Linked DNA regions of Homo sapiens: regions 2 and 3 are each linked to region 1. A link is a loop called in an ENCODE intact Hi-C map of the cell type or tissue named here. Cell type or tissue: heart right ventricle. All regions are shown on one strand.

Region 1 (8,000 bases):
GTAACTTTTAGGAAGAATGTAGGTTATCATTAAGGGCAAGGGGCAAACTTAAAAAAAAGGGTGCATGTTTAACTACATGGCAATGTGGAACATACTGGGGGGAAGCCCGCCTAGGCTTAGCTCTAAAGCTACATTGTTGGGAGACCTTGGCTGTAGGTGGGCCATCTCTAAAGACGCTAGATCAGGCATTGGACATAGTCCTTTGCAGTATTCAGAAAGGCTCCTGGCACTGCCCTAGGAAGTGCCTGCTCACCGTGCTTTATTACATGGTTAGCTCGTTACAAGACAGATGCGCGGCTGTCCAGCAGGGCCTGAGGACAATTGGTATGATTATTAGTCTGTATAACGATCATCTATGTATTAAAAACTTTACATGTTGCTTGATTTCAGTATGTAACATTTACCCTAAAAACCGTTCCATCTTTGATTCTGAACACGTCCACGCTTTAGAGTCACTCTTTGGAATTTCAATTATGGGGAGGTGCTGGTGACTGCTTAATGCTGATTAGACAGGTGCTTTAAAAATCACTCTATTTATTGTCTATATTTTGAAATGCAATCTTCAGGCTCAAGGGTCATGTTATAAATGGTTTAATTTTTGGGAGGTGGGTGTCCATGGTTCAAAGTACAAAGTATTTTAAATAGGATAAAACTATGGTGGCTCTAAAAAGGAAAATGATCATGTAGGTAGAAAAAAATCCAACAAGACAACTGTCATTGGAATTCCTATTAGAAAGAAGTACACATTAATCCAATACAGACACCAAAAAACTCATCTGGTCTGAGTCTACTTCCATCTCCGGAAGCACAGGTGGCTGACCTTAAATGGGACCAGCTGTCACTAGGATGTTTTTGTGTCGAACCCAGCAACAGAATTAGAGAGATGCCAGAGTTAACTTGCACTGAGGATACTTTCCAGCCAGGTGTCTGGCTGGAAAGTCACAGAGCTACGCATCTAGCAAGAATCAAAGCCTGGCCTGTGAGAACCACGCACAGTGTGGACTCAGGTCAGGGACACTGCATGATGGACAAGGGCTTTCTGAATTCCTGAATTCACCAGGAATTATGTCCTTAGTCCACCTTTCCCACACACAGCAAGGGAGGGAGTTGGTGAGCTGAGAGCACAGCTACTCACCAGCCAGCCAGGCTGATGCAGTAAGTGTCCTCAGTGGTCTCTGGATCTGCAAATTCAACTGCTACCTGACTGGAAATGCTAGCTCTGGGGACCCTCCTAAGGCCCTTCCTCAGATCATACCAAGCACTTGGGCCTTTTCCAGACTTAGCAAAAAAAAAAAAAAAAAAAAAAAAAGAGAGCAAGGTCAAGTAGACAGAAAACTAAACTCACAACCAATTCTGCTTACTTTCCAAAACCAGCTAGTGAGTTGGGATAACTTACGTTCAACCCAACAACCCTACCTTCACCCACGTTTATAGCAAACACCGCCGAGTATTAGAATACAATGGGAGCGCAGCAGGGCAGGCTGTGGTATAGACCAGCATCAAAGGCCCCTAAAGTTTGGGTTTCGAGAAATGCACTGTGAGCCACTAATTAAAGTCTTCACTCACTCCCTGATATTGACTATTCATGATGCCCTGATCTCTAGTGACTGGGTCTCTCCTGGGTAAATTAATATTCAGGGCCCTAAGGTTTATTGTGGTTTATTTATTAGTTGGTTTCATTCATTTATTCACACACATACTATACATATATATGTAGAGTGTCATTCTATCTATCAATCATCCATCTATCTGTCAACAAAAGTTCTCTGAAAAAGGAATTTGGAGGAAAGAGACTTTATTCCAGTGAACAGTTTGCAAACCAGGGAGACACAGCCTCCAATATAAAATGAAGGTATGTTCCAAAGAACAAAGGAAGACTTGGGTTTTAGAGCAAAAGTTCCCACCCAGGTTCCCAATCAGGTCTGTTTATTCAAATTAAAAAAAATGAAATTTGCTTAGTTCTGATTGGCTGATACGGCTGAGTACTGGTTGGTTGGTTCAGGTGAGCTCTAAAAGTCCCAAAGATAAAAAGGTGCAGGTTTGGGGGGGATCTCAGCATACCTGTATGACCCCTAGTCGGCAAATGGCCACTTGGCTCTATTTCAAATCTGGACCCAGTGAGCCACTAAGGATCTATATTGGAAGACTGGCCCTTCCAGGTTCACATTTGTTCACATCTACCTACCTACCTACCTACCTACTTACCTATCTGTCTGTCTGTCTACGGTGTTTATAAGTATCAAGCATGCCTGAAAATAAGGAAGCATTTGCACAATCTCTGGAGCATCTCCTACTTTTTCCTGCCTGTCCAGTTGCTGGAGGGACATAGGAGCTTGTCTCCGCTTCTTATCACTGTCATCTTCTTCCTCCTCTCCACTAACAGGCATTTGGTGTTCACACACTGTATAGGACGCTGGGTTAGGGACTGAGGTGAAGACTGGTCCCAGAGGGCTCCCTAAATAGCAAGAGGCCAACAGGCCACACCTGTGAGGTTTACCAGAAGCTAATGCGAAAGCAGGTCACCATGGGTTTCTGGAAAAGTGGGCTGTCTCTATTTTGATGTGGCCGGTCTCTGTGGCAACCCCATGAAAACTAAGAATGTCCTTATTGACAGGAAGGACTTCCACAAGACTGATCCTCCATCAGGGATGAGAATTCCCCCAGAGCTATTCCTGAGGACATGCAGGGAACCACAGAATCTCTGTGAACTTGGTGAATGAGCCTTTCCAGAGAGGAATGAAAGGGCAGGGGCAGGAAGCAAGGGGAATTCCAGAGTGTGCTGCACTAGGCCCCAGGCCCACGGCTCTCACTCCTTCCTGCTTCTCCCAAAGGTTCCCTGGGGTGTCCCCTGCCTTGAGGGAGCTTCCTTTGCTTTCCATGAGGACAGCCAGATAATATGCTTTACCACCAGCAAATCTCACCAGTGAAGATATCTATGTGCCCTGTTATTCACAAAGTGAGGAGGCAGATGCTGGATGATGGACAGAGCAAGCTGCGACCCTGAGGGCCCCTCTCCGAGCTGAGATGCACCTGGAGGGCACAACCTCGAGCATGAAGAGGGTAACCAGAATGGGGCCCTGGGTGGGCCCCTCCGCGGGCAGGATGTGACATACTTCTAGGGAGCATTAGGGCTCAATGGAAACTTTCCACTAAGACGTCAGAGGGGAATTGATGTGTAGTGTATAATCCTCACTTTGAGGCGCTATGTACACGTAGACATCTACATGAGAGCCTTCCTTCTTCCACATGGCTGGGCAGATAAGTCCACCCACCTGACTTCTGAGGCCCACTGAGAAGTGACAGAAAGTGCAAGAACAACACAGGTGCATTTCAGGAGAACTGCCACCACCATCTCTAAGGACAGCTGCAAGCCACCCTGCAAATGTTAATGAATTAGAATGCAAACTAAGGTTGGGGCCAAAGGAGGAACTGGAGGCTCTTTATTCTCCTTTTCACATCTGCTGGGACCTGTAGGAAGGGGAGTCGTTAGGGATGGGAGAAGGGAAGGAAATTTTCAGCTGAGGCACAGGTTCTGGTGGGGAGTTCTCACTGGCACTGTTGCGCCCCAGGGGCAGCGTGGATGTGTGGGGCATGGTAGTCAGCGTGCATGGATCTGTGCTCACCACCACTGTGCCTGGGCGCTTCCATCAGGTAAATATTCACTGAGCAACCACCCAGTGCCTGCCCAGTGCTGGGTGCTGGAGACCCAGGAGCCACCACCCAGATGGGGCCGGCCTTGCTGCGGCAAGAGGGTGCTGGGCTCTCTGCAGCATTATAGGACTCAAGGCTGACTTGACCTGCTTTGCAAACTAACCCAGGGCCCTTGTTTCTCTGGGTCACGTGCTATAGGTAAGATGGCCCTACTGTTTTACATTCTGTTATCTCAAACCAGAATACATTGGCTGACCAGCACAAGGCAGAATGTGTGAAAACAGAACTTTCCCAGAAAATCTGGGCCATGGGGCCCCTGCTCTGAATAGACGGGTGTGAAATGCCTGTGTCTGTGCTGTTCCATGCATCTGATGAACAAGCTGTCACCTTAGAAACCAGAGGGAAGAAGCCCACAGAGAGGTGAACACCCAGGAGGCAAACCATGGCATCTGGCTGGGGCATCCGGGTACTTGGTCAAGACCTGAAGCAACCATTGGCTATGAGGGCTTATTTCCCAAGGAAACAAAAAACGCAGTGTTTAAAGTGAGATACATGCATAAAGCACCCAGAGAAGTCATCTGCCTCTGTGTTGCTTGTTTAATAAAGGCAGGTGAAGATGGAACAGGAGCACTAACTCACAACACCGATTTAAAAGAAGTCAGCTGTATCATGGAGAACGCAAGTCAAAGAGGAGTTCTTTTCAAGCTCAAGATGCAATCTGCTGCTTTTCCTCAGCATTTGCCTCAATAAGGAACCAATTTGAATATTTTTAAACCCAGCATCTTTATGGTTCAGTAACGGGGCTGAGAGCCCTAAAATGGTTTTCAAGGATGTAAGTACAAACATACTGTGCATTGTAGTTTCCAATAATGATTGCAATGTCAGATGACATTGTATTTGTCTTCTATCAGTTTCTTAAAATAAATAAATAAATAAAAAGGTTGAGGGGGACGGGGGGCGGGGGGGCAGTGGGTGGTGCAACCAATCCCCTGCCATCTCGTCTCTGACCAGTAGAGGGAGAATGAACTTCATTCAGGGCAGCAAATTAGGCCTCAAGTTATCCCTAGGATGATGGTTATGTCCCTGATTCCCTGGGACGGTCTGGGTTCAGGCATTGGTCCTGGTGTTATTACTAGCAGTGCTTTCTTTCACTCTCAAAGCATGTCAGACTAAATATGCTGCATGGTCACTCCAAGCTGAGACACAGAATTCTGGTATGATCCTCAACTTTTCCGGGACACTTAAGTTTCATTTTTCATGGAAGAAATGCTCGGATTGCCTGTGCTTGGTTCCACCTTGATACTTGAGCCAGCTGATAAACAGCAACTTCAAGGCTGGCTCATGTTCTCTTTCCATCACTTTCCTTCCCCTCCAAGGGCAGGACTTATACTTTCCCAGCTGTGTTGCCATAAGAACTTCCCAACATGGCTTTAGGCTTATCACAACACAGCTTTAGGCTTCTGCACGCATGGCTCCCCTTCAAGGTCAAGGACCATGGTGGAATTTGTTGTGTGCCCAGCGCCTGGCACATGGTCTGGTGCGCACACATACTCAACAAATGCTTTGAGCACCAAATGACATCACCGGTCAGCGACCCTCAGCTTAGCACAAGTTTGTGGTCGTGGCCAGGCAGTGAATGAACCAGGGTGCTTAGCTGGAACTGTTTGTTGCTCATTTCTTAGGAATGAGTAACTCTCATGCCCTGCCCGCCTCAAAGGCTTGCAAAAGAGGCAAAAGAGCGATTAGAGATAGTGGATTTATTTTTGTGACCCGACAATCTGGCTGAGCTGGATCTGCTGGCCATGGGTTGATATCTGGAGTCCCCAAGCAAATGGGCCCTTCCTCCAGCTTTTGCCAGACTGACCTGGAAGATTGGCTTTTCTCCCTCTTTAGAGGGAGCTCAGGCTAACAGGTACTTCTTCAGATCTTTTCAAGGCAAACTTGAGAATGGTGATAGAGCCATGAGCTGAAGCTTAAATGATAAGCACAATTAGCTAGAGGCGGTAAGGAAAAGAGGGATGGGGTGTTATCAATGACCACATTCACGAGCCTGAATTAACGAATTCAACAGGAAAAACTCCATCTACCTTCTTTATGGCAACTCCTGGCAGCTGCCAACAACAGCTGGATGGCTTTGCAGGACTCTTGCCTAAACCAGAGAAAGACTAAGCATCAAAGGTAGCTCATCTTGTTAAGAAAGCATGTCTTTTTAATAAAGTGCGATGTCACTCATGACCAAAAAAACCCTTGCAAAAGGGACAGTAACATGCAGACAGATGTGCACCCTTACCCTGAGCATAAACGATCTGGCATGCCTTGCCTCCTCAGCCAGAGTCTCAAATGCCTGAAGAATCTGGGTCTTAAGTTTTCAACTTTCGTCTCCTTACCTAAGGCTACTCCACAATTTCTGGGTTTAGTCATCTGCAAGTGAATGCTGGGAAACAGCCTGTTTCTGTTGATTCCCCTTATCACCAAGCACCTAGGAGCAGGGCTCTGTGAGGAATGACTCACTCTGGGCAGTAGGACACATCTTACAAAGCAGGGGTGCTCCCAAAATAGGGAGCTTACTTGTTGGGACACAGTAAGATGTTTTTCCCTTTAGAAACAATATGAATGATGCTTAGGTTCCTAAACTGTCTCAGAAGACACGTAATCCAAGTGTAGGCTGTGAAATGCTAGTGTGCTGAGTTGGGGCTGAGAGCTGGGCCTGGCTGGCTGTGGGCTTCTACAGAGTAGTTGCAGCCCTGTGCACAGGCAGGGGGGGTGTCACCGACTCGCATGTGGGCAGGTCTTTGCTGCGCATCAGGTGCTTTAAGCTTCGGAACAACTGTGCAGGATTCTATTTTAGTATTCTGGAAGCATCATTGAGGAAGTAGTCCAGTGAAGTTAGCTCTAAAAAAACTCTTTACTCTAACAATTAAAAGAAATATGCCAAAGGATCCATAAGGGATGAATAAATTATTAAACTATTAAGAAGTTGCTATAAATATGCAGTGTTAATTCAATAATTCATAACGGACTGGTACAACAAGATTTTTTAAGGCTCATAAAATACTGCTGGCTTTGGCAGTAGCTAGTGTCCTGGGGCTCATGCCAATTGCTTCTTTACACAGCAGCCTGGGTGTGGGGGGCACAGGGAGCCTTCCCCTGGCTGGCTGCCCAAGGACTCCAGGTAGAGGACAGCGCAGGGCGTGGCTGTGGGGATGTGCCTTCACTGCCTCTCCAGCCTTGCTGGGGGCCAGGCACTGGCTTGTCTCTATGGCTTCACAAAAAATACAGCAGCGGTGAAGAGGGGGAGAATTCACAGCACCATGCTGTGGCAGAAAGCAGCATCCCGAGGGCTGGGCAACCTCTTGCCTGAACCTGGGAACAGGGCGTCCTGCCTGTCAAATACCAGCCAGCCTGGTGACCTTCATCTCCACAGGTGCCTTTGTACCCCAGAGTTTCCTTTATAGTCCCTGATCTCTTTTACCTGGAGCCCTTGGGGCTACATAGGTTTCAGAATTCAGGATTTTTCAAGTTTTATAAAGGCAATATGTTATAAAAATCATATATAGTGAACAGTTCTGGAGGGGCTTGGGCAGCACCCCATATTCAAACCCATTAATTTTTCTACAGCAAAATGTATGGATATTACACTAAGTAGGATTTAGGGACCATAAATATCCTCACATCAGCTCAATTTTTGCCACCATGAGTTTCAGTGTGAAAACATAAAGCCCTCTGCAGTTTTCTGAGTGCTCTGGAATGTGTATTTGCCTTGGAGACATGGGCACTTTCCGCTCACCACTTCCTATGTGTCTCTGTGCTGTCGCCCAGTCTGCTGCCAAGAAAGGGAAATGGATTAGAAACAGGTAAGACGGTAAAACTGTCAGGAGGTAAAAAGATTACTCCTGGATTACATGGAGATGCCATGGTCAGCTCTATACACTTATCTGTATAGAGTAAAATTGGATTCATTCAATTAAGTGAAACCCTTGGCAAAGCAGAATAGAACAAATGTAATCAGGGAATTTTCCCCAAATTGTATCTTGGTCTTTTCTGGGTTAATAGAACTGAGCACCAACACCTGTCTTCTGTTTGTGTGGCCTTTCACTGATTCTAGAGCCCGTTGCCTGTGATCCCTCAGTCTTTCCTGCGCAGTGTACAGGGCCAGGAGCCCACAAGCATCACTGACCTCCTTTTCATACAGGTGAGAAAGCAGCTTAGAGGTAGACAGTCCCTGTGGTCGAGGGAATGGGAGGAAGTGGAGCCAGGACAAGCACGTGGGTCCTCAAACTTTCTGGCTAGCTCTGGTCTTCCTACACCTGTCGGATGCACAACCTCAGAATTGTGGCCCAAAATACATT
Region 2 (8,000 bases), 160 kb after region 1:
TCCACGGCTCCCATCTTTTCTTCCTGTGGGTGCTGACTTGTGGAGGGAGATGTTTTCCTCAGCATGCATGAATCAGTTAGGATTCAACTCAGCTGTGAATAATGGAAAACCCAAATAACAATGATGTAAGCAAGATGGAATTTAAAAAAACAACTCATAGTGGTCTGGAAACTCCACAATTATCAGAGATTCGACTGTTTCTACTTCTCTCTCTCTCTCTTTTTGTATCCTTAGCATATGTTTTCTCTTCCCAAGTTTGCCTCATGGTAGCAAGATGGTTGCTGAAGATCAGTAGTCACACTTCTATCCCAGGTGGTATTTATTTTCAGGGCCACAGAAAGGAGGAGGGTACATAAGGGAAGTAGGGCACATCTATAAACAGAGGCAGTTCCATTTAAATAACTTTTCTGGAAGCTCCATCAACAACTTCTGCTTATATCTTGTTATAGATTAAATTGTGTCTGCCCCACCTGACCTAAAAAAGATATGTTGAGTCCTAAATCCCCAGTATCTCAGAATGTGACCTTATTTGGAAATAGGGTCATTGTAGATGTAATTAGTTAAGACGAGGTCATCCTGGTGTCAAGTGGGCTCCTGGTGCAATATGACTGGTGTCCTCGTAAGAAGATGGCATGTGAGGACAGAGACACAGAGGAAGAACACCACATGACAAGGGAGGCTGAGATTGGAATGATGCAGCTACAAGCCAAGGGACTCAACGACTGTCTGCAAACTGCAGAAGGCTAGCAAGTGTCAAGGAAGGATTTCCTCATGGGTTTCACAGGCAGCACAGCCCTGCCATCACCTTGATCTTGGACTTCTAGGCTCCAGAACTGTGAGACAATACAGTTCGGTTGTTTTAAGTCACTGCATTGTTATGGCAGCCCCAGGAATATATACATAACTCAATGGCTGGAGGTACCTGAAAGGGAGACTGAGAAATGTCATTTTTCTGGCCCATTTTCACTGTAGGGAGGAATTAGAGGACAGTCCTGGGGATGGCAGTGCAGCCTCTGCTACAGATGCTCTGGAATGAGGCTTCAGTGGAAACTTCTCATCTCTTGAGCGCTTCTCCAAAGCACCTTTCCCCTGAAAAACAGGTGGGGATGGTAGATTTTACTGTGGTGCTCTTCCATTTGGAAAAGAGTTTAGTTTTTTCTTCTACTAATTTGTGATCTCTAGCTTCATTTCCAGACCTTCCTGATATCCACCCTGTTCCATAAAAGAAACATTGCTGACCTCATAATTCTTATGGCTTAAGTTCATGGCCCTCAGATGACTCTTGATGGTGTGGGTGGGAGACAGCTTCTGTCCCTGACTCTGGCAGCCAGCCTTGGCCACTGTCTTAGCTCCCTGTGGACAAGTCCAGACTACCTGAGGCCATTGACCTTCCTGCTATACCTCTTTTTCTCTTTGAGCATGTAATTCCTTTAAGGATTAAACCTTAGGAGATTTCCAAAATGTCGCTAAGCTCTGCACTCCTAAGTTGTGAGGACAGCCTCTGTAAGTAGGGCATCTAAGGTCATGGAGAGGACCTTTTTGCAGTTAATCTTGACTAAAATGGCAAATAGAATGTGATGTCATCAACCTGTTGACATGAAATTAAGGCTTTCTTCTGTTCTTCAGTCCCATTTTCTCTTTTAGGTGGCTGTCTCTGGTCCTGCATGTCTGATCTCCCGCTAATTCCTGTCCCACCACCTTCTCGTTCCAGTTTGCTGCCCTAGGACCCTCTTGGTTTCTGATTATTATGGCAAGTCCAAGGAGATGTAGAAATTCAAAGTGTGGTTGTTTGAATGAAGGCAGGAGTTGGATTACCCACATTAGAATGAGATCTGAGTGATACCTGCAAAGGAAAGTCTGCAGCTCCTAAGCTGTCCCTTCATTGCTCAGATTCATTGGAACATTTATTCTCTTTGATTCAATATGAAAAAATGATAATTTAGTGCTAACATGATACTCCAAATAACTGGGTACCAACCTGTTAGTTTTATGGAATTCTTCATGAGAGTAACGGTTGTTTGTTTTTGTTTTTTTTTGAGACAGTCTCGCTCTGTTGCCCAGGCGGAGTGCAGTGGCACGATCTCGGCTCACTGCAACCTCCACCACCCAGGTTCAAGTGATTCTTGTGCCGCAGCCTCCTGAGTAGCTGGGATTACAGGCGTGCATCACCATGCCTGGCTGATTTTTGCATTCTTAGTAGAGATTGGGTTTCACCCTGTTGGCCAGGCTGGTCTTGAACTCCTGGCCTCAAGGGATCCCCTACGTTGGCCTCCCAAAGTGCCTGGAATACAGGCCTGAGCCACTACGCCCAGCCATAACTTTTTTTTTTTTTTTTTTTTTTAACCCATAGGTTTTGCTGGTCTCAGGCATACTTATATGTCTTAGTCTGTTCAGGATGCTATAACAAAATATCATAGATGGGGTTGCTTTTAAGCAACAGAACTTTACTTCTTACAGTTTTAGAGGCTGAGAAAGTCCAAGATCAAAGCACTGGCAGGTTCAATGTCTGGCTAGGGCCTGTTTCCTGGTTTGTAGACGGTACCTTCTTTCTGCCTCCCACGTGTTCCACATGGCGGAAGGACTGAGGGATCGCTATCAATCCTCTTTCATAAGGGCATTAATCCCATTCATGAGGGCTCCCAATCACCTCCCAAAGTCCCCACCTTTTAATACCATTACCTTGGGGGTGAAGATTTCAGCATATTAATTTTGGGGGACACAAACATTTGGACCATAGCATTACATCCACCTTTTCTAAATGCATTAAAACTGGTAAGGGATATTAGCATGTCAGGACTCTTTCTTTCCAAAGCCATGTTGTTGTTTTCTTCCACTTTTCGAGGTTGTTGCAAACTGAATTGCTAGTGATTCTTCTCCCGAGCCCATCTCAGCAAAGAAAATAAATTTATCCATAAAACAACAACCCAGGCCACTGGGTCGGCCTCGTAGCAACCACCACGGGGGAAAGGAAGAACCCAGGGCTTCCTAAGGTAGTTCTCGGCATAACCACCAGGGGGCACTGCTAAAGTGCTGTCTCCTGGTCCTGGGCCTCCTAAGTTGGGGATGATGTGGTCTGCTGTGCAATGAGCATCTCGGTCACACCTTGAGTGCAATTAGATTAAAATGTGTCAATTATTGGCTGTGTTCCAGGTGTTTTTCTGTGTTATCTCATTTAATTCCATTATTTGCCTGTGTGGGAGGTATTTCGAATTTCACTTTACAGGTTGGCAACTAAAGTTTTTGCTCATGAGCTATCTCACATCCTAGGTGCTTGTAAGAGGTGAAACCAGTTTTTTGTTTTTGTTTTTGTTTTTGAGACGGAGTTTCGCTCTTTTACCCAGGTTGGAGTGAAGTGGCGTGATCTCGGCTCACTGCGATCTCCACCCCTCGGGGTCAAGTGATTCTCCTGCCTCGGCCTCCCAAGTAGCTGGGATTACAGGTGCCTGCTACCACGCCCAGCTATTTTTTTTTTTTTTTTTTTTTTGAGACGGACTCTTGCTCTGTCACCCAGGCTGGAGTGCAGTGGCGCAATCTTGGCTCACTGCAAGCTCCGCCTCCTGGGTTCACACTACTCTGCCTAAGCCTCCCGAGCAGCTGGGATTACAGGCGCCCGCCACCATGCTAGTTTTTTTTGTATTTTTAGTAGAAACAGGGTTTCACCGTGTTAACCAGGATGGTCTCGATCTCCTGACCTCGTGATCCACCCGCCTCGGCCTCCCAAAGTGCTGGGATTACAGGCGTGAGCCACCGTGCCTGGCCTAATTTTTGTATTTTTAGTAGAGACAGGATTTCGCCATGTTGGCCAGGCTGGTCTTGAACTCCTGACCTCAAGTGATCCACCAGCCTTGACCTCTCAAACTGTTAGGATTACAGGCATGAGCCACTGTGCCCAACTGAAACAAGTTTTTAAAGTCTCTAATTGTCCATCTACAAAGCTCTCAGTCTTAAGAACAAAATCTACAGGAAATTAGGGAAGGAGAGAAGCAGCATCTTGCTCTTTCTAGGCAAGAAGTTCCAGCTGTAAGACTGGATGCTGGGGACGGCTTCATTTCTTTCACTTGAGAAACTGAGGATTTCCACAGTGCAAACCTTGCTTAATGTGTATATCAGTCAGTCAGGAGAGGCTCAGCTGCTGTAACAGATACTCCCCAGAAACTAGGTGGCTTGAAGTAACAAAGGCTCATTCCTCACTCAGACTTCTTGACCACAGTGGCTTTCTAGGGAGTTTCTGCTCACCCTAGGTGTGCAGGTTCCTGGCCAATACAATGATGCTGGTCTGGGAATTTGCCAGTTGCTGTGCATGAGAGAAAAAGAGAAAAATTTAGGAGGGTCTTGAACTGGCAGCCACATGCTCCTGTCCAGAGGTGACGCTCATCACTTCTGTTTGCAATGTGTTGATCAGAACTAGTCACATGGCCCCACTTATGTCCTCGAGGGAGCCAGGAATTCTATCACATTCCCAGGAGCACTAAGGACTACTGATGACCACCACAGAGCCTCTATCAGGGCTGAATAATTACAATTTGGATTTTTTTTTTTTTTAGATGGAGTTTCACTCTTGTTGCCCAGGCTGGAGTGCAATGGTGCCATCTCGGCTCACTGCAACCTCCAACGCCCGGGTTCAAGCGATTCTCCTGCCTTGGCCTCCTGAGTAGCTGGGATTACAGGCACCCACCATCATACCCAGCTAATTTTTTGTGTTTTTAGTAGAGACGGGGTTTCACCATGTAGCCAGGCTGGTCTCCAACTCCTGACCTCAGGTGATCCACCTGCCTCAGCCTCCCAAAGTGGGAGGCCTGATTACAGGCACGAGCCACCGTGCCCAGCCACAATTTGGATATTTTATTAATCATGAGTTCTTTTTTTAACATTCATTTTTATTTTTAAAAACATTGCATTAAGACATTCTTTATTTTGATTTCTGAGTTTCTGGCTCTCCCGTACATTTTGCATCTAAGACCCGTGCTTGCTGCGAACAGAGGGAGGATAAAAAATAACAATTTTGACTGAAATTTTGTTTTCATGAGAGAGCCCTAGAGAAAAGCAGTACTTACAGAGAGGCAAGAATATAGTTGACATCTACATAAATATTGACAGAAAAAGAAAAGGATGAGAAACACACTGTAACAGAAAAGAGAAAACAAAAAGGAGGTCAATTTGAGATTGAGATTGCTGAGGTACATGCTGCTCGGGCTCTTTATTTAGTCAGCACATGGTATAGGAAAACTTTTGTGTTCAATTTCCCCAGTGACCTTCCAAGTACATTATGAAGACAATTAAAACCCGTATCCCAGAACCACAAAGTTTTCAGCGATTGGGCTAATGTTAATCAGTGTGAATTGAACGAAAACAGCTTGTTCAAGTAAAATCGATTGAAATCTTGACGAGCAAAAATGGAAATTTTGGTTGCAAGTGTTTACTTTCTTTTTGTAGGAACACTGTTGTATAAGATTTTTAAAAGTACAAATTACTGGAAGCCCACAGATGCTTCTGTAAGATGCCAGAGAAATTAATTTTGGTAAAGATCTAGGATGTTTTCAATTTATCGAACTGTACATATATAGCAATTTAACTTATCTTGGTACTTGGTATGATTTTTCTTTTAACCAATGTCTTGAATTTTGTTCTTGTGTGGATTTCATTTGAGTGTGAATCTATAAAATTGACCTAGATTCCTTCTCGGCAGTAGAATTGATCTCCTTTTTTTTCCCGATTTGCCTTGTAAAATGCATCTGTGAACTTGCCTGATAAAGTTGAAAAGAGAACTTCTTCAAAGATCAAAATTATTTGCTAAATGTGTTTCTATACTTGGAACATCAGTGAAATATACACCTAAATATGGGGTGAAAGTAAGAGAAACTTCTTGACTACAACATTGCTTTAATCTTGGGGACTTTACGTTCCTTAGAAAATCCCAACATCCCGAGGGCAACCTCACAATGGATATGATCACTACATAAGTATCCAGGAAAATAAAAACAGCTTGAGTTTTTGAGGAACTCTCTTTTTAAAACTCTTGAAGTACCGTGTATTGTGCTCTGAAGGGTGATGCTGAGTACTTGGCATTAGCTTTTCTTAGGGATTTGTTCACATGGTCCCCTTCAGAAGAATGACTTGGCAAACAAACTTTGCTGTCACTGGGAGTCTTTTAACACCACCTCAGTAAACCGCAGCCAGGGGGCTCGCTTTCCCCATTGCCTCACTGGGGAAAATTAAGGTCTTAGAGAGAAGCATTAATATCTGGGAGAGGTTGGTTAATGGGTACAAAAATACAATTAGAAAGAGTAAGTTGTAGTATTTAATCGTAGAGAAATTGTAGTTGAAATAATCTATTGTATATTTCAAAAGAGCTAGAAGAGAATTGTAATGTCCCCAACACAAAGAAAAGATAAATGTTTGAAGTGATGAATATCTCAATTACCCTGACTTGATCATTACACACTGTGTACAGGTATCAATATATCACATGTACTCCCCAAATAGGTACAACTATCATAAAGTAGTTATATAATACAACTACAATAAAGATAATACAATAATGTCTGTTCCCTGGGATCAAGCTTACTAGGAGAAGAGGGCCTGGAGGCAGGGAACCTAAGGACTTCCCAGAACTAAATCAAGTGGAAATGCTTCAGCTATGACAGGAAATATCCTCTTCATTTACATAGGGCGTGCACCAAGTAAATGACTTTGTAACTTTACTTCATCCTCTTCATTTACATAGGGCGTACACCAAGTAACCAATGGAAACCTCTAGAGAGTATTTAAACCCCAGAAAATTCTGTAACTGGGCTCTTGAGCCCCTATACTCAGGCCCGCTCCCACACCGTGGAGTGTACTTTCAACACATCTCTCTGTTTGTTGCTTCATTCTTTCCTTGCTTTGTGTGTTTTGTCCAATTCTTGGGAACCTGGACACCCTCCACCAGTAACACTGTGGCCCTTGGGGAACGAGTCATTAAAATTTTAACGACAAGTGCAGCTCTTCGAAGGATATTCCAGTCAAAGGAAGAGCATCAAAGAAGAGGTTTTTTGCTTGGGTTACTGGCAATCAAAGAATGTGTCACTAACACCTGGACGGGGTTTTGAAGTACTAGCAGGAGTTCCTCAGGTTCACAGAGGAGTGCTATGAGGGAGGACAGCCAAGGTATGTGGAGCAGGTGCGGAGAGGGGGGGGCACATGGAGCAGAGGGCCTTGGTGCCTCTCCAGGGCCCTTTTCCGGATCTGTGAACCAACCTTAACTCTCTTGCAGGAGATGGAAGGGCCTGGATGTTTAGGTTACCCTCGCCTCCCACAAGAGTTGCCCATGGTTCAAAAGCCAATTGTCTCCGTCGCTAAGGGTGGGACAGAATCCAAGGCACAACCTATACTCTAGGGGCCCCTTGGGTTGAAGCTGAGTCCGTGACCACCCCTGAAAATGCACTGTTGCTGGCTTCTCCTCCTCCCTACTTGGCTTTGCCCACCTCTTTCTGTCCCTGCGGGAGAACATCCTCAGGAAATCCCCGGGGCCTGGGTCCTTGCTCAGGGCCTCCTGGGAGAACCCAGCCTCAGAGGATGCGTTTCAGGACAGGAACTCCCAGAAGGACCATGGGAGTTGTGTGTTTGGAAATTGTAAATATAAGATCAAACGAATGGATACGGCCGGTGAAAATACTTTGTAAACTACAAGTGCTTTACCCTATTAGCAGTAATTGTTTTCCATTTACAACTGTCTTTCCCAACAGGCCTTGGGAATACTTTATTGGGTCAGTTCATCCTCCTCCTACCGCTGTTGCCAGCGCCCTTTATAACATTCTGTGTGATGAGTGCACCTGCTACCTGGGGAGGTGGGTGGGGCGAATGAAAGTCGATTACTTAAATCTGGATGACAAATGCCCTGCCTTTACTCCCCTGGATTCAAAGCTTTTATTTGGCCCAATGGAGCTTTCCTGGGGCTTCATCTCTTAGCACATTGCTTACTATCGCAGAGCTATTTGTTTTATAAACTCAACTCCTTAAAC
Region 3 (8,000 bases), 1.3 Mb after region 1:
ATCCAAGTTCTTACGAATATAGACCATTAGAGTAATGAGTTACCAATGGTAGAGCCTTTGGCCTTGCAATTCCACAAATTTCAAATATTTTTATCTATCTATCTATCATCTATCTATATCTATCTATCTATCTATCTATCTATCTATCTATCTATCTATCTATCATCTCAATCAATCATCTATTTATCATATATCATATCTATCTATCATCTCAATCAATCACCCATCTATCTATTTATCATATATCATATCTGTCTATCTATCTTCTATCTATCTATCTATCTGGATATAGTTAGTGTGCTCAATGTGTGTGTGTGTTTAGGAGATTGGAAATTCTAGCATAAACAAGTAGATACATGAACTGATGGACATATGAATTAGGTATGGCTAATATCCCTAGAGCTACTAATAATGTTTAAGCATAGAAGTAGTTCTTCCTCATCAGCTGTGGAAGGCCGTTTTGAACGGGCACTCTGAGGACACAGGAGGAGATGTGGTTGTCTGGGGGAAGAGGCAATGAAAAGAACACTTTTCTTCCTAGAAAGGGCTTCTGAGGAGCACTTTCTCTGAGGAGCACTTTTTCTTTTTCTCTTCCTGAGTCAGAGAGGACTTGGCTCTCAATAATACTCATTGTGGGATGACTCTTCAGAGGGATGCAAGATGCATTGCTTCCTTCAGAGACAACAGTTATGCCATCCATGACCTCTGTTCCTTACAGAACTCCCAGGTAGGAGCTACAACATATACTGTGATTCTGAATATAAATCTCTGTCATATTGGCCAGGGTTTCTCATCAGTAAATTGTTAGTAAAATTTTCCTTCTGCATGAAAATTTGAAACTCACCTATTTAGAAATAAAATTTATCTCAAAAAGAAAAATGTATCTTGGGAGTCTTGTACTTTACAAATATAGTCAACATTATTAGTTCTGACCCACTAAATCAATCCATCAGTATTCAGGCAAAACTCTGAAAAATGTAACCATGATTTTCACAAAGTAAATAAAAATTACAATGGTGTTATAAGTAATGATCTGCTCTCTACAACCTACTGTAAACTTTTCTTTCAAAATGATCTTTCTAAACAATGTCCCCAGATGACAAAGTATGCAATAGAGTTTTTCTTACGCCAGTTTTAATTTCTGTGTATATTCCCAATTAATTATATATCCTAATATTTATGCGGCCCTCTGTCACTTGCAAAGTGCTTTCACACTTTTACGTTTATTATTATCTCATCTCAAATTAACATCACTCTTTGGTAAAAACAAGTGGGTATTATAATTCCAATTTGAGTGGTGAAGAAGAGATTCAAAGAAGTTAATTATTTGCCCAACATCAAATAAAAAGTGATTTGCAGAGCTAATAAGAGTCGTAAGTATTTACTAGTCAACAAACACATCCTGGTCCTTATGACAGGTGTGTCATATACATTCCCCTATAATGCTTGCCTCAGCCTTCGAAGGAAGATAATATTACCTCCAATTAACTATGATCACCAAGTTAACCCAGGTGAGTAAGTAGCGGAATCTAAAATTACAGTGGTGTTACAAATTAAACTAGACTAAACTAAGAGCATTTCACTGTGTGTTATAATATAGTTTTCTCTCATTCAGATTAGCTTTGCTTTTTTCATCTAATAATTTATATCGAGACATTTGTTATCATAGAAAAATTTGGGTACATATTTTTCAAGTCAAAGAATGACATATAAAATAATTTATAGTGGAGACAGTATCTTTTTAAAAAGTAATTCTTTTGAATGGTAATTTTCTATCGGATTACCAAGTTCTTCTCCCTGAAGAGAGCTTTAATAGGAGAGTCGGCATATGGCAATGTTGACTTAGGTGTTGCAACATGAAATAACTGGAAATGTTTAACTCATGTTCATACTTATTTAATTCTTTTAGACATTCCTCTTAGTGAATATTTAGATAATGGAGTAGAGAAGAAATCCTATGGAAACTTTATCATCATCATCAAATATTTATTTCTAAGCACCTCACAAAATAAAGAAGATATAACTTCTTCCTAAACCTATAAATCCGAAAAAGGGGATCTAAAGACTACACATCCAGAACGAAGTATTTTTCAAATAATTAATTAAATTTATGCTTACAAATAAAAAATCAAATAGGTTTAAAGGAATAATTAAAATTAAGAAATATTGGGGAAATATTTGAAGGTAAACTTTCTATCTAAGAGGATATGGGTCAAACTGATGTAATTGACAAATTACCATAGTAATTTTTAGGAGCTGGTTTGATAAGTTTATAGAGTAGAAACAAATGAAGCTATCTATGGTAGAAAAGAGTAGATGTTGTCTTCCTCAAAAAATTACATATTACACATATTACAGTGCCTGCTTTTTTAAAGTAAAGTGCTCAGATGTTGGGGAAAAAAAACCCATTTTTGCTATTGTTTCAGTATCTCTGAAAAGAGATTACTTCAATTTTTGGTGCTAGGATATTGATATTATCATAAGATATAGCACAGTGAACTAAAACTGGCTCATGAATTTGGGATTTTTAATTAAAAGAATGAATCAATCACCGTGGAGATTCAACCAGAGTAAAAGCTTCAAGGAATGGAATTTACATCATCTTAAATTAGGTTATTTTTCAGAGCATTACTCTTTAGGGACGTTACCTACCTTAATTCTAGTAAGCAAGAAGACAATTAAAGGTAATTTATATGTTTTTCTAATATTACTTTTGAATATTAATCCTGAAGAATTATCTAGTCTCTGACTCTCATGTACATTGCTATTTGACTCATTACTTGAAAACACTTGTATAACTCATATTAAACAATATTAGTGTTATCAATGCGGCCACAGCTCTGTAGTTATTGCTTGGCTGTGCGGACATTTTACTTCTCCATATTTCTATTGCCACTTAGTTCCGTTGAATTTGATTGTCTATTTTAAGGAACAAAAATCAACTTACATTAGGTACAGGAGTTAATGGGGTCATTCATTCACAAACTCTCAAAGAACCAAGTAATAAGTTGGTTTCCATATGTAGCACTGCCCTCTACTGGGCAAAGAAAAGTCTGATGTTATTAATGGTTTTCTAATTTCAGTACTTAAAGGCAGCTTAGTAGAAAATACTGATAGAGATATTCGAATTGAACTACCCTGATAGTTTTTTAAGGTGAAGAGCCTGATTATTATTATAGAATATGAGAATCTTAACATTTTGTAAAGACATTTTACTTCCTTTTCCTCTTGTTTTGATTAAACATGATCTTTGATTTGACCTTAGATTCTTTCGAAGCTTCAACATATGAAAAATATGGTATATTGTACTATAAACTAGTAATGTAATAATGAAATTAAAGTCAATTTGGCATTAATTCAAGGGTTTTTTATTTGAATTTGCTCTTGGTAGACATAAACAAGTATCTTTATTTTTAAAATTGTTTATAATTTATTTTGTTTATAACTTTATATTGATAATCAGTTTATATTTGGATGATAATATTTGGATGTTTGCTTTAAGGTATACCTTATGTAGGATATCAACAAGAGACTGTGAAGTGTTATCTTTTCTCATTTTCTCCTTACTCTGTTACAACGTAGGGCAGGGGTTTTAGGAAATCACACCATAACCAGACTCTGTTAATTACCGTAAAAGACAAAAGTTCAATACAAGTTTTTAGTGTGCTCATAAACATAAAATCTAAGTAATGTTGAATAACATTGGAAAACATGATTAGTTACATCAGCAAATGTAAACAGTTTGGATCAAACTGGGTAATACAATCAGCATTAGATGTCAGAACTCACGGAGATGGCAAAAACACACACACAATATTTTTCCGCATTGTTTCCATGATTTGAAATCTAATGAAGCTCACATCTTTTAAAATTTTGCATGTCATATTAATATTTGTCTCAGCCAAACTTTTACAAGATACAGAATGACAGAAGACTCGATATTATTCCCTTACAGGTATCTGTAATGATATTACATGTATTTGTCGGGGAAGAAACAAACTTTTAAGAATCAGCTGAATTAAGGTAGAATTTACACCCATCTGTGAAAACAGAGGATACATTGAAGACATTTGCCAGTTAGGCCGGGTGTGGTGGCTCAAGCCTGTAATCCCAGCACTTTGGGAGGCAGAAGGATCACTTGAGGTCAGGAGTTTGAGACCAGCCTGGCCAACATGGTGAAACCTCATCTCATTCTCAAAAATTAGCTGTGTGTGGTGGCGCACACCTGTAATTCCAGCTACTTGGGAGACTGTGGCAGGAAAATCGCTTGAACCCTGGAGGCAGAGGTTGCAGTGAGCCGAGATTGTGCCACTGCACTCCAGCCTGGGCAACAGAACGAGACTCCATCTCAAAAAAATAAATAAATAAAGTAAAGATATTCACCAGGTGGGAGCAAAGGGGATATCAGATGGCAGGGCCAACATTCTTCTCTGAAAATACTTTTTGTTGACTCTTTTTGACTAAAATATTACTCTAACCTGAAAGTGGAAGGTAATAGACACCTTTCAGTGAGGATTTTTTTCAGAAAGATTTACCAACAATTTTTTGCATAATGATGATCCAAAAGCCATATTTTTCAGTAGAACTATATTTATAAGAATTCTAAAGAGAATGAAATATTAATGGTGTCTATTTCTTTTAAAAGTGATATGGCTGGTAGGGATGCAGTAAATGCCTTGAAGTTGTACCGCCCAAAATGCCTTAAATCCTATTACTGAGCATTCTTGGGGCTATTGTGAACACTTACCTGACTTTCAATGCACATTCTAAGAATAAAAGCATCCATCATGACATTACCCCATCCAATATCCTTGATGGTTTTCTGTCATATATTGGTTAAAATCTAAAATCCCCCTTATTGGCATGAGACCCTGCAGATCTTACCTCTCTTTTCTCCTAAGCTTGATATCCACTATGCATGGCAGGTGTACCTACACAGTCACTCACATCCAGTGAACAAACCATATCAAACTCTTCTATTTCTCTAAAACAGAAATTCTTCATAGTACACAGAGAAGACATGAAAAGAATCTCATTGATCTACAATATAATGAATAGAAGATACTTAAAATGTTGTCTTCACAATCACTAACTTAAATTTAGTGGTTCTTTCCTTTATGAATGTAAGCAGACAACCATCATAAGAAGTACTTGATTCGCACAGATCACACAACCAAAAAAAAAGAAGTCCTTGCGACTTTCTCACCAATAGAAATTATCTCTATTTTTATAATATTTTGTACTTGTTGCAGATACTCAAATTGTCATTAACTGATGATTACTTTAAAATTATAGTAGGTATAAGAGCTAACATTAGAGCTATCCTAATAATCAGTAATTAAGCATAAATTTCATTACACATTTTGTAATGATTAGATAATTGTGCTTATAACTTTTTTGTCATCATATTTTTAACGTTATGGCTTATTTAGTCAATTTATAATTAATGTAATTATCAATATATACATTTTATTCTTCTATTTGCTTTCTATTTAATTTTTTAAAAATCATTTTTCTAATTTCTTGCCTTCTTTGTATTAATCAAACATATTTTTGTCATTTTCCCTACAATTATGTCAATTAAACATGATTTTAGTATTCTTTTAATAGTTACCTTGGAGATTACAATTTATGTCATTGACTTACACAGTCTATGACAAATTATTTCTTTACATGTGAAAAAACTCTAAGGAACTAAATATCACATTGATAATAACATCTCAAAAAATAAATACAGAACAAATCCAAGTAAGTTTTGAACGGCCTGTGTCTTCAGTCATATATACCTTCAATGGAATACAAACTAAAGATAAAAAGAAACAAACAGAAAATGTGGACTTTATTTAGGGAATTTTTGTTGTTCGTGTCATGAAAGTTCTAATTCTAAAATGACTTGATGTGTACAGTAGAATTAAGCAAATGAATAACTGTGTAAATATTTGGGAACCAGAGTTTTTTTCTGTGAGAGAAGAGCTTATGTATATGGACTGAGGAAAAGAGAGGGAGATCCTGGTGATGAATTGCACCAAAGTTTTGTTTTTGTTGTTTAACCATAATTTTCTAATTGTTAGGGTGAAGTGACAGTCATCCTAGATTTGTTCATCCTATGTATTAGTTTGTTTTCACACTGCTATGAAGAACTATCTAAGACTGGGTAATTTATAAACTAAAGAGGTTTAATGACTCACAATTCCACATGGCCGGGGAGGCCTCAGGATACTTATAATCATGGCAGAAAGCAAAGGGTAAGCAAGGCATATCTTACATGCTGGTGAGCGGTGGGGGGAAGTGTCACACTTCTAAACCATCAGCTCTACTGAGAACTCACTCACTACATGAGAACAGCATGGGGGAAACTGGCCCCATGATCCAATCACCTCCCACCAGGTCCCTCCCTTGACACATGGAGATTACAATTTGAGATGAGATTTGGGTGGGGACACAGAGCCAAACTCTATAATTCTGTCCCTGGCCCCTCCCAAATCTCATTTTTTTTTCACATTTCAAAACTAATCATGCTTTCCCAGCAGTCTCCCAAAGTCTCAACTCATTCTAGCATTAACTCAAAAGGTCAAGTCCAAAGTCTTATCTGAGACAAGGCAAGTCCCTTCTGCCTATAAACCTGTGAAACAAAAAGCAAATTAGTTACTTCCAAGATTAAATGTGGGTACAGGCGTTAGGTAAATACTTCCATTCCAAATGGGAGAAATTGGCTGAAACAAAGGGGCCACAAGGCTTCATGCAAGCCCCAAACCTGACAGGGTAGTCATTTAATCTTAAAGCTCTAAAGTAACATCTTTTGACTCCATGTTTCACAACCAGGGCAAGAGATGGGTTTGAATGGCCTTAGGCAACATCACTGCTGTGGCTCTGCAGAGTACAGCTCCTGCAACGTCTTTTGGGGGCTGGCATTGAGTGCCTGAGGCTTTTCCAGGCACAAGGTCCAAGGTGTCAGTGGTTTTACCCATTCTGGGGTCTGGAGGATGGTGGCCCTCTTCTCACAGCTCCACTAGGCAGTGCCCCAGTGGAGACTTTTTGTGGGGGCTCCAACCCCACATTCCCCCTTTGCATTAAGGTTCTCCATGAGGGCTCCACTCCTGCAACAGACTTCTGCCTAGACATCCAGGCATTTTCATACATCCTCTGAAATACAGGCTGAGACTTCCAAAGCCCAACTCTTGTGTTCTGTGTACAGGCTCAACATCACATGGAAGCCATGAGTGCTTGGGGCTTGTACCCTCTGAAGCAATGGCCCAAGCTGTACCTTGGCCGCTTTTACCCGTGGCTGGAGCTGGAGCAGCTAGGAAACAGGGCACCATATTCCAAGGCTGCACAGAGCAGCAGGGCCCTGGGCCTAGCTCATGAAACCATTTTTCCCTTCTAGGTCTCTGGGCCTGTGATTGGAGGGGTTGCCATGAAGATGCCAGAAATGCCCTGGAGACATTTTCCCCATTATCTTGGCTATCAACATACATCTCCTCATTACTTATGCAAATTTCTGCAGCTGATAGTTTGAATTTCTCTTCAGAAAATGGGATTTTCTTTACTACTGCATGGTCAGGCTGCAAATTTTCCAAACTTTTTTATTATGCTTCCCTTTTAAACATAAGTTCCAATTTCAGATTATCTCTTTGTGAATGAATATGGCTGTACACTTTTAGAAAGAGCCAGGTCATCTATTGAATGCTTTGCTGCTTAGAAAGCTCTTCTGCCAGATACCCTAAATCATAACTCTCAAGTACAAAGTTCCACAGATCTCTAGGCAGGGGCAAAATGCCTTCAGTTTCTTTGCTAAAGCATGGCAAGAGTGACCTTTGCTCCAGTTCCCAAGAAGTTCCTCATCTCCATCTGATACTATCTCAGCCTGGAGTTCATTGTCCATATCACTATTAGCATTTTGGTCAAAATCATTCAACAAGTCTCTAGGAAGTTCCAAACTTTCCCACATCTTCCTATATTTTTCTGAACCCTGCAAATGATTTCAACCTCTGCCCATTGCC

What was found. Hi-C counts contacts between places; a loop is a spot of excess contacts. Peaks named below come from ENCODE experiments on the same cell type or tissue, not always from the same donor. Only the 100,000 strongest peaks of a DNase experiment are listed, where the experiment ranks them.
Region 2: it touches region 1 in a loop (4-fold over the local background); 53 of 110 quality-filtered maps call a loop at or near these places.
Region 3: it touches region 1 in a loop (8-fold over the local background); 21 of 110 quality-filtered maps call a loop at or near these places.

Annotation. Positions count from the first base shown.
Region 1 is chr5:10,696,999-10,704,998 of GRCh38, forward strand. All of the region lies in intron 2 of DAP (death associated protein), which reads right to left. Among named protein-coding and RNA genes, the nearest start is that of DAP-DT, 60 kb to the right of the region's middle. RefSeq lists enhancers at 2,532-3,355, 2,910-3,619, 5,889-6,611. In heart right ventricle, CTCF peaks have their summits at 4,667 (motif pointing right) and 4,871; a DNase peak (open chromatin) is centred at 4,677; H3K27ac peaks cover 2,847 bases.
Region 2 is chr5:10,860,960-10,868,959 of GRCh38, forward strand. No RefSeq gene overlaps it. Among named protein-coding and RNA genes, the nearest start is that of CTD-2154B17.1, 78 kb to the left of the region's middle. In heart right ventricle, CTCF peaks have their summits at 3,019 (motif pointing right) and 3,219; a DNase peak (open chromatin) is centred at 3,009; H3K27me3 peaks cover 58 bases.
Region 3 is chr5:12,020,799-12,028,798 of GRCh38, forward strand. No RefSeq gene overlaps it. Among named protein-coding and RNA genes, the nearest start is that of CTNND2, 120 kb to the left of the region's middle. In heart right ventricle, a CTCF peak has its summit at 3,042 (motif pointing left); no DNase peak of the experiment used is centred here.